2 separate regions of the Homo sapiens genome follow, and region 2 is linked to region 1. Evidence: chromatin loops called from intact Hi-C (ENCODE). Cell type or tissue: GM12878. All regions are shown on one strand. Each heading gives the region's core, and the rest is flanking DNA. Links, peaks and the distances in the headings are about the cores only. Region 1 has its middle 16 kb from the start of RIMKLB. Region 2 has its middle 3.8 kb from the start of CLEC4E.

What was found. Peaks named below come from ENCODE experiments on the same cell type or tissue, not always from the same donor. Only the 100,000 strongest peaks of a DNase experiment are listed, where the experiment ranks them.
Region 2: a loop joins it to region 1, with 2.6 times the contacts of the local background. A loop is called at or near these places in 10 of 110 quality-filtered maps.

The regions. Positions count from the first base shown.
Region 1 is chr12:8,679,138-8,684,523 of GRCh38, reverse strand. It overlaps a transcript of RIMKLB not described here and the pseudogene LOC101060064. Among named protein-coding and RNA genes, the nearest start is that of RIMKLB, 16 kb to the left of the region's middle. In GM12878, for the core only: a CTCF peak has its summit at 2,291 (motif pointing left); no DNase peak of the experiment used is centred there.
Region 2 is chr12:8,542,026-8,547,411 of GRCh38, reverse strand. No RefSeq gene overlaps it. Among named protein-coding and RNA genes, the nearest start is that of CLEC4E, 3.8 kb to the right of the region's middle. In GM12878, for the core only: a CTCF peak has its summit at 2,984 (motif pointing left); a DNase peak (open chromatin) is centred at 2,991.

The sequences.
Region 1 (5,386 bases), core at 142-5,141:
TGCAAAATGCAAAAGATACCACTCCTAAAAGATAACATAGGAGTAAATTTAGGCCGGGTGTGATGGCTCATGCCTGTAATCCCAACACTTTGGGAGGCGGGGGCGGGTGGATCACTGGAGCTCAGGAATTCCAGACCACCCTGGCCAACATAGTGAAAGCCCAGCTCTACTAAAAATACAAAAATTAGTTGGGTGTGGTGGCGTGTGCCTGTAGTCACAGTTACTCGGGAGGCTGAGGAAGGAGAATCGCTTGAACCGGGAGGCAGAGGTTGCAGTGAGCAGAGATGGTGCCACTGCACTCCAGCCTGGGTGGCAGAGCGAGACTCCATCTAAAAAAAAAAAAGAGAAAATTTAGATGACCTTCAGTATGGCAATAACTTTTTAGATACGACACCAAAGGCATAATCCTTTGAAAGAACTTAGAGATAATTGAGAACTCAAATTCATAATTTGACTTCATCAAAATTACAAACATTGGTGGGGCGCAGTGGCTCAAGCCTATAATCCCAGCACTTTGGGAAGCCGAGGGGGGTGGTTCACTTGAGGTCAGGAGTTTGAGACCAGCCTGGCCAACATGGTGAAACTCCACCTCTACTAAAAATACAAAAATTAGCTGGGTGTGGTGGCAGGCGCCTTTAAGTTCAGCTACTTGGGAAGCTGAGGCAGGAGAATTGCTTGAACCCGGGAGGTGGAGGTAGCAGTGAGCCGAGATCGTGCCACCACACTCTAGCCTGGGCGGCAGGAGCGAGACTCTGTCTCAAACAAACAAACAAAAAACCAAAATTACAAGCATCTACTTTGCTAAAGAGAATGTCAAGAGAATGAGAAGACAAGCCAGACCGGGAACAAATATTTGCAAAAGACACTTCTGGAAAAGGCATATTATTTAAAATAATACAAGAACAATTAAAAACAACAATTTAACCTAAATTTTTAAAATGGGCAAAATATCTGAACAGAAACCACATCAAAGATATACAGATGGCAAATGGGCATATGGAAAGGTGCTGCACATTATATGTTATTGGGGGCATAAAAATTAAAACATAAGATACCACTATGCCCCTATTAGATTGGCCAAAATTCAGAACACGGACACCACCAAATGCTGGGGAGGCTGTGAAGCAACAGAAACTCCATTCATTGCTGGTAGAACATAAAATGGGACAGCCACTTTGGAAGACAGATTGGTGGTTTCTTACAAAACTAAACATACTCTTACCATATGATCCAGCAATCATACTCCTTGGTATTCATCCATAGGAGAGGAAACTTAGTGCCCACACAAAAACCTGCACATGAATGTTTATAGCAGCTTTATTCATAATTGCCAAAACTTGTGGGCAATCAAGACGTCCTTCAGTAGATGAAGGAATAAATAAACTGTGGTATATTCAGACAATGGGATATTAATCAGCAATAAAAAGAAATGACCTATCAGGCCTCCAAAAGACATGGAGGAACCTTAAGAGCATATTACTAAGTGGAAGAAGTCAATCTGAAAAGTCCACATACTGTATGATTCTAACTATATGACATTCAGGAAAAACCCAAAACTATGGAGATGTTAAAAAGATCAGTAGTTGCAGGCCGGGCGCGGTAGCTCACGCCTATAATCCCAGCACTTTGGGAGGCTGAGGCCGGCGGATCACCTGAGGTCAGAGTAAGACACCAGCCTGACCAACATGGAGAAACCTCGTTTCTTTTTTTTTTTTTTTTTAATTTATTTATTTTTATTTTTATTTTTTTTTGAGGCGGAATCTCGCTCCCTCCCCCCCGGCGGGGCTGCAGTGGCGCGATCTCGGCTCACTGCCAGCTCCGCCTCCCGGGTTCACGCCGTTCTCCTGCCTCAGCCTCCCGAGTAGCTGGGACTACAGGCGCCCGCCACCACGCCCGGCTAATTTTTGGTGTTCTTAGTAGAGTCAGGGTTTCACCGTGTTAGCCAGGATGGTCTCGATCTCCTGACCTCGTTATCCGCCCGCCTCGGCCTCCCAAAGTGCTGGGATTACAGGCGTGAGCCACCGCACCCGGCCATTTCCCAGTAAATTCTTGACTCCTTGACTGACTCATCATTTTAAAATATCAGTACTCAACGCAGTGCCTGGCATTGAGAAGGAAACCGACTATAAATGAAGTACAGGTCTTAGTTATTAGGAGCCTTTCATCCTGTCAGGCATAGTTCAATATTCTTGCTACATGAACTATATTAGCAACCAACGGGAAGTGTAAACCCCTTGGAAAGAAAAGCAGTTCGACGACAAGACTCTGGAGGTTATTTGTTGCCCTCTCGTGTCCCGATTTAGGAACTACATGTTCTTCCCTCCACTTTGAAGAATTCTGATTCCTTTAATTTTATGTGTTTTTTAATGCATGTATTGTAAGAAATACACTTGTTTCTTTACACCCTCACACAGAACACTTTTGACACCAGATGTGCGAGTTTTTTTCCCCACACTGACCTATTCTCCAACACCAGCTGGGTGTCCTACAATCCAACTCAATACTGACACTATCTACCTGCAGTCAATGTCAGATCCCACAAGTTTAGAGCTGAGTCCCACAAGACTGCTCCCACCCAGATGCCAGTTGAAAGTCCCGGTACTTCCGACTGACCAGCTATAAATTTGGGGGTTCCCATGACCTTCTCCTTGAGTTCCATCATTTGCTAGAATGCCTCACAGAATTCAGGAAAACATATTACTTACCAGTTGATTATGGAAGATGAACAGCCAGGTAAAGAGGTCTGCAAGAGTCCTGAGCACAGACAGGGGCTTCTGTCCCTGAGTTAGAGTACACCACCCTCCTAGCAGGTGGAAGCAGCCCACGAATCCATAAACCCGGAAGCTCATCAAGACCCACTGTTCATGAGTTTTTATAGAGCTTTATTTCCAGCCCCCTCTCCAGCCTGCTTCCCGAAGGTCAGTGGGTGGGGCTGATAGTTCCAGTCCTCTTATCCCTTGGTCTTTACGTGAGCAGTTTCATCCGGAATAGGAGCCACACCTTACGTCATGCATTAACGTAGCACAAGTTCAGGTGTGACTGATGGTTACGCAACATCAGGGGCTTGTTGTGAATAACAAAAGACACTCTTATCACTCAGGAAATTCCAAGGATTTTAAGATCTCTGTGACAGGAACCAGGCCCAAAGACCAAATGTATTTCTTATTATACCACACTTATTCAACATATTTTTTTTTTGTACAATTGTTTGTTTACATTGGCAGCAGCCCTCAAAGCACTGGTATATGAAGACCAGAACCGCCAGACACAGTGGCTCATGTCTGTAATCCTAGTACTTTGGGAGGCGGAGGAGGGTGGATCGCTTGAGCTCAGGAATTTGAGACCAGCCTAAGAATGGTGTCCCTATGCTATGGTGAAACCCCATCTCTACAAAAATTAGCTGGGCGTGGTGGTATGGACCTATAGTCCCAGCTACTTGGGAGGCTGAGGTGGGAGGATCATTTGAGCCCAAGATTGTGCCACTGCACTTCTGCCTGGGTGACAAAGTGAGACCCTGTCTCAAAAAAAAAAAAAAGACCAGACCTGAAGAACAGCAGCTCTGACCCCAGGAACAAGGGGCTTGTAATACACAATGCTTCATTGTAAGTTTGTTTCCTTTAGATGGATCTTTTAGATGTAGCACACAAAACTTTTTAGAAGACCTTTCCGTAATAGATGAAGGTCAAGGTCACACATTAAAATCTGCCGTAATTGGCATTTTGCTGGGAATGAGAGTCCCTGGCTGTCTCAGGAAGATCTCTAGCGACGCTTTTCATCTTAACTGAATGAGGCAGTGCCCTCTGCAGTCCAATAACTTCAATGCCTGAACCCAGACAGTATAGCGGTGTTACAGGAAAGGGGTCCCCATCCAAACCCCCGGAGAGGGTTTTTGGATCTCGCGCAAGAAAGAATTCAGGGCGAGTCCACAGTGCAAAGCAAAAGCAAGTTTATCAAGAAAGTAAAGGAATAAAAGAATGGCTACTCCAAAGACAGAGCAGCCCCGAGGGTGACTGGTTGCCCAATTTTATGGTTATTTCTTGATGCTATGCTAAATAAGGGGTGGCTGGCTGGGCGCGGTGGCTCACGCCTGTAATCCCAGCACTTTGGGAGGCTGAGGCAGGCGGATCACGAGGTCAGGAGATGGAGACCATCCTGGCTAACATGGTGAAACCCCGTCTCTACTAAAAATACAAAAAAAGATTAGCCGGGCGTGGTGGCGGGCGCCTGTAGTCCCCAGCTACTCGGGAGGCTGAGGCAGGAGAACGGCGTGAGCCTGGGAGGCGGAACTTGCAGTGAGCCGAGATCGCGCCACTGCGCTCCAGCGTGGGCATCAGAGTGAGACTGTCTCAAAAAAAAAAATAAGGCGTGGCTTATTTATGCCTTCCCTTTTTTTGACATATAGGGTAACTTCCTGATGTTGTTATGGCGTTTGTAAACTGTCATGGTGTTGGTGGGAGTGTAGCAGTGAGGAGTACCAGAGGTCACTCTCATGTCCATTTTGGTTTTGGTAGGTTTTGGCTGGCTTCTTTACTGCAACCTGTTTTATCAGCAAGGTCTTTATGACCTGTATTTTGTACTGACCTCCTGTCTCATCCTGTGACTTACAATGCCTTAACCATCTGGGAATGTAGACCCGTAGGTTTCAACCTCATTTACCCAGCTCCTATTCAAGATGGAGTTGCTCTGGTTCACATGCCTCTGACAGCAGGATGACTCGCAGGCTTCGCTCAGGCCTCACCTCATCTTTCACTAGTTGCTGTGAGAAGAAATCTTTTTCTTGGTTTTTAAATATGAATACAAGACCTTATTGTTCGTGGTCTAAAAGAGAATACATAGTAGATAAGAGGCCGTGCATCACTTGGACTGTGTGAAGAAGGCAAGGATTTGCTGTGCTACCTCTTGTCCAAAAAGCTGCTTGAGTTCTCAGATGGAATCATTACTCAGTTCCTGGGTACTTGGAAACTTCTGAAGCAAAAGGAAGGCTTTAACTTTTCCAACTCCTGGAATCTGCTGCACATTTCAAAGAAGGAATGGGCTGGGCGCACTGGCTCATGCCTGTAATCCCAGCACTTTGGGAGGCCCACACGGGCGGATTACTTGAAGTCAGGAGTTCAAGACCAGCCTGGCCAAAATGGTGAAACCCCATCTCTACTAAAAATACAAAAATTAGTCAGGCACGTGGTGGTGGTGGCGGGTGCCTGTAATCCCAGCTCCTCAGGAGGCTGAGGCAGGAGAATCACTTGAACCGAGAGGGGGAGGTTGCAGTGAGCCAAGATCATGCCACCACTGCACTCCAGCCTGGATGACAAAGTGAGACTCCGTCTCAAAACAAAAACAAAAACAAAGAATAAATGGCTCAGAAAACAGAGCCCCTTTCTTCCTGAGA
Region 2 (5,386 bases), core at 297-5,296, 140 kb after region 1:
GATGTAGGGGAAGCTGTCAGGGATCTCCTTGCTCAGCTCCTGAGAATGAGCTTAATGATAGGGAGGTTTCAATTATTAAGAAGAAAGGGAACAATAAGAGTAAACAAAGTGGAAAAATATGGGGACAGTTATATTGAGTGAAGTGTGCAGATGGTTGATTTCAAATGGCATGAAATACTTAGCACTGAGATCTTTGTTTCTAATACTAGTCTCCAAAAAGATACCAGAGATCCTTGACAAAATGGATGATTCTAGGACTGGAACAGAACATATATGAGAAGAGACTGAAGCATCTTATAGTGGCAGAAAGTAAGAAAATGCTCAAATGCAATGATGGGCATATGTCAAAGGGACACAGAAGCCAATCAAAAGAGCTCCCAGTCCAAAGCTGGAACAACTTGAACAACAAAATAAATAATGTAGCATTGGATTACAAACCAACTGTAAAACAAATATCCATGAGTCTATACTGATGTCAATAAATGAATAAATGAGTAAATGTGGGAAAATAGACAAATCTCCTTTCTCATACAGAAGAATTCCAAATAATTTGTGTAGCTATTTCACTTTTAAGGAAGTAGAGCATAACTCCCCACACCCTAAATATGAGCCATGTATAGTGACTTCCTGCTAAAGAGCACAATTTAAAAAGAGAGACAAGAGTGAGGAAACCTGACAGATACTGCCTCAGTCGAGTGTTCAAGGTTCACATTAACCATGATGTCGTATTGATAGTAGGTACCCTTGATACTCTGCGATGAGAATGGCACTTGCTTTTGTGGTCTTCCTTCCCAAACCCATAAACCTAGCCTAATCATGAAAAACCATCAGACCAACCCCAATCGAGGAACATTTTACAAAATACCTGACCCAACCAGTACTCCTGAAAACTGTCAAAGTCATCAGAAACAAGGAAAGTCTGGGAAACTGTCATAGCCAAGGATCCTGGATGGAATCCTGGAACAGAAAAAAAAATAGGCAAAAACTAAGAAAATTTGAATAAAGGACTTTAGTTAATAATAATACACCAATGCTAGTTCACTAATTATGACAAATGTGCCATATTAAAGTAAGATGTTAATAATTGGGAAACTGGATGTGGGCCATATAGGGACTTTCTGTACAGTGTATTATAGTGACAATTTTTCTATGTATCTGAAACTATTCCAAAATTTAAAATGTAGTTTAAAAGTTATTTCTAATATTTTTTAAGTGGCGTGAAAGGGGAGGAGATAGATGGGGGAAGTACTAAAATGTTAATGGATCACTGTGAGAGATTAGGTTGTTCGGCTGTCCCACCAGCTCCTCAAACTTTAAGAGGTTACACAACAGACTTGTTCAATTTGTCCTAACCTGAATTTTAAAATCTGATGATTACACACACACACACATGCTCTCTCTATATATGTATATGTGTGTATATATATGTATGTATGTATATATATACATACATAATCTCTTCAGAGTCAGTGCAGACTAAAACAGTACAAAGTAAAGGAGAGGATTATGAGGAAGGTGAGTGACATGTGGTCCAATGTCTCTTGGCACAATCCCCAGCAGAAGACATAAGGCCATACGCATCAGTATGAGTAAAATGGTAAGGGATGATGAAGAAACATTATTGGATTGCTGGACATTGGTACTTAATCTACTGTCACACCTAAACCTGCCAATGAAAAGTGAAAGGGAAATATAATTAAATACAGAAAACTTGCAGGTGATAGTATGGCCAGAAGTAGATACAATCATCCCTTGGTATCAGTGGGGGATTGGTTTGAGGACCCTGCTTTGAATACCAAAACCTGTGGATTCTCAAGTCCCTCATATTAGTACGGTATTTATGAATGAAATTAATGTATGATTTTGTCTCAGTCCAACTAGAATATATTTTAAAAATGAGCATGATGTCTGAATGGCGGACTCTTTCCTTACCCAAACCATTGGAAAAGACTGCCAATCTTCTCTTCATCCTGTTTTTAATTGGACCTGCTAGATGGGAACCCTTAGAATTGCTTAAGCACATTCAAATGATTATTTTAAAACAATATAGGATGGGGGGTTCAGTTTTAATTAAGAATAGGCTGGAGGAAGAATTTCAGCTTTAATTAAGAATAAGTTAGACACAGTCATGTTAATGCCCACAGATTCCCTGTTTAATAATCCAGTATGGCCTAGAAGAAAACTTGGTGGATCCTGGAGATGAATTGTATGTTAGAGAGGACTGAATAAAATCATGCTTCCAACAGCATCAGCTGTACCCAAGATGGCATCACAATTCAAGCTTTGCTAAAAGCTAAAAGACAGTAATATTCTGTTATCTATTTGCCTAAAACCTTATTTTCTATCTCTATTTAGGGAGAAAATCAAAGCTAATACACATTCATGTGGGATGGATTCCAGTATACATTTGCTATGTTCCCATAAGGTTATTTAAATTCTCCTTTTTATCACGGCACTTGGCAAGAAGATACTTAGATGTGATCAATTAGAAAGTAATATTATTAACTGCATTAATGTCATATTAACTCAATTTGAAGATCTAGCAAAGATTGAATTACTGTATAATGCTTGTTAATCATATGAGGCTGATTAACCCAACTAAAGAACAGGGTCCAGGGGAAATGGTAAAATTCTTAGGCATCACCTGGACAGGGGAGATGAGAGGCATCCCTCAGACAACCAAAAATAAGTAATTGTCTCTGCCAGCTCCAAAATGAAAGCAAGAGGTGCAAAGATGTTGGCTTGTTAATGTGGTGGAGAAATGGCATACCCCTGTTAATAAAGTTATCAAGAAAAAAGCTAAATTTGACTGAAGTTTTGAGCAAGATAATACATTTGTATTTTTTTTTGTTTTATGTTTTTGGAAATTAAAAAGCCCTTGTAAAGCCCTGTGGGGCCCCACGAGTCCCAAACACAGACGATTTAAGAAGTTTCTGCAGCACACAGTCAAGCCATGCTGACTGGAGCCGCTGGCAAAAGCCTGTTACTGCCACCTAGTGGCTGCCTGTGGGATTTTTGTAATAAAAAGCTACCTGGCTGCAGCTTGAAGTAGCACCATTTAAAAGGAATTGCTAGCTTGTTACTGGGTTTTAGTTGAAACTGCTTTTTGTACTGAAGGACATAAAATTATTTGAAAACTCATAACATCCTATTTATATCATATCATCATTCCAACAAGAAATGAAATGCACAGAATTCCCTCCTTGAATAGAAAGGAGATACTCAAGAATGTGAAATGGGGTTACCCAATGCATGCACAGTCAGGTGGCTGACAGGTCACCATAAATTTGGTTCCCCTGAGGAGTTGGCTAAACCTATAGCTGAATAGGCCCCTCTCTCTGGTCAGCTGTCAAGGCAGCAGTGTGGCTTACAGATAGATGGCAGTTCAAGGGTAAAGGGCTGGCCGTCAACCTGGGAAGCAGCAGCCCTGGGATCAGTTAGTGATTGCATGTTAGATGAAAAGACAAAAAATAAATCTGCCCCAAGGCTAAAATTGAGTGATGTTTCTCTTGGCATCAAAGAAAAGTAGATACTAACAATACTCGTATGGCATAGATGTTTACAGCTTTTACTGATTCTTTTTCAGTTGCCTGAAATATTGACAGGCAATATAGTTTAGAAAAGGGACTTAGACGATAAGTTCCTGGATGATATTTAAAAAGGGAAATCAAAGAATCTATTGCTGAACAACAGGTGCTGGAGAGGATGTGGAGAAATAGGAATGCTTTTACACTGTTGGTGGGACGTAAACTAGTTCAACCATTGTGGAAGTCAGTGTGGAGATTCCTCAGGGATCTAGAACTAGAAATACAATTTGACCCAGCCACCCCATTACTGGGTATATACCCAAAGGATTATAAATCATGCTGCTATAAAGACACATGCACACGTATGTTTATTGTGGCACTATTCACAATAGCAAAGACTTGGAACCAACCCAAATGTCCATCAATGATAGACTGGATTAAGAAAATGTGGCACATATACACCATGGAATACTATGCAGCCATAAAAAATGATGAGTTCATGTCCTTTGTAGGCACATGGATGAAGCTGGAAACCATCATTCTCAGCAAACTATCGCAAGAACAAAAAACCAAACACCGCATGTTCTCACTCATAGGTGGGAATTGAACAATGAGAACACTTGGACCCAGGAAGGGGAACATCACACTCTGGGGACTGTTGTGGGGTGGGGGGAGGGGGGAGGGATAGCATTAGGAGATATACCTAATGCTAAATGACGAGTTAATGGGTGCAGCACACCAGCATGGCACATGTATGCATATGTAACAAACCTGCACGTTGTGCACACGTACCCTAAAGCTTAAAGTGTAATAAAAGATAAATAAAAATAAATAAAAATTAATCCCCCCCCCCAAAAAAGAAATCATTAAGCATGGTCAACTTTAGAAGAATGCACTAAGGATAGTTAAGAAGGCTTTTACTTGTCACATGCTTTTCATAGTATTAATCATAAAACATATTACTCGTATAATTTGGGGAAAATCAATGAAACAAAAGATATAAAAACATTTTGGCTGGAAAAAATATTAATTTATTGATTTCTGTTTAATTGTATATTGATAAAAATTAACATACAATTGTTTAGTAATATTGATGGTTGCTGGTTGATTGTAATTAATAAAAGATGGACTGTGGTAATTATGTTCATCATTTTATAATTCATATAGCTCATCCACTAGATAGTTTCTCTTTTTTTACTGATCAAAAGCTATTTGCTGAGAATACACATATTAAATATGGGTATATTCTATAATATACACATATATAATTTAAAGATATTTTTAAAATTGTATTACTATAAAACAGAGAATGCAGAGAAAATTGACCAGTACCTTGAAATAATAAAAAGTCCCTTTGAGAACAAGAATATTTTCTCACACATGGAAAATTCGTGAGTCACTGGATGTGGGGATTTACCAAGTCATGTACATCATACTTATGCCTCCTGACTCGTGAACTTAAATAAACTGAGACCAGTGTGATCTTATTCTTAAGTATCTTTAAGTAAGGAGAAGGCACATATCTAACTATTCTTCCAGAGAAGCATTAATTCTTTTTTTTTTTTTTTTTTGAGACAGAGTCTCACTCTATCGCCCAGGCTGGAGTGCAGTGGTGCAATTTTGGCTCACTGCAACCTCTGCCTCCCAGGATCAAGCTATTCTCCTGTCTCAGCCTCTCAAGTATCTGGAATTACAGATGCGTGCCACCACACTTGGCTAATTTTTGTATTTTTAGTAGAGGTGGGGTTTCACCATGTTGGCCAGGCTGGTCTCAAACTCCTGACCTCAAATGATCCACCCACCTTGGCCTCCCAAAGTGTTGGAATTACAGGCATGAGCCACTGCTCCCGGCCCAGAGA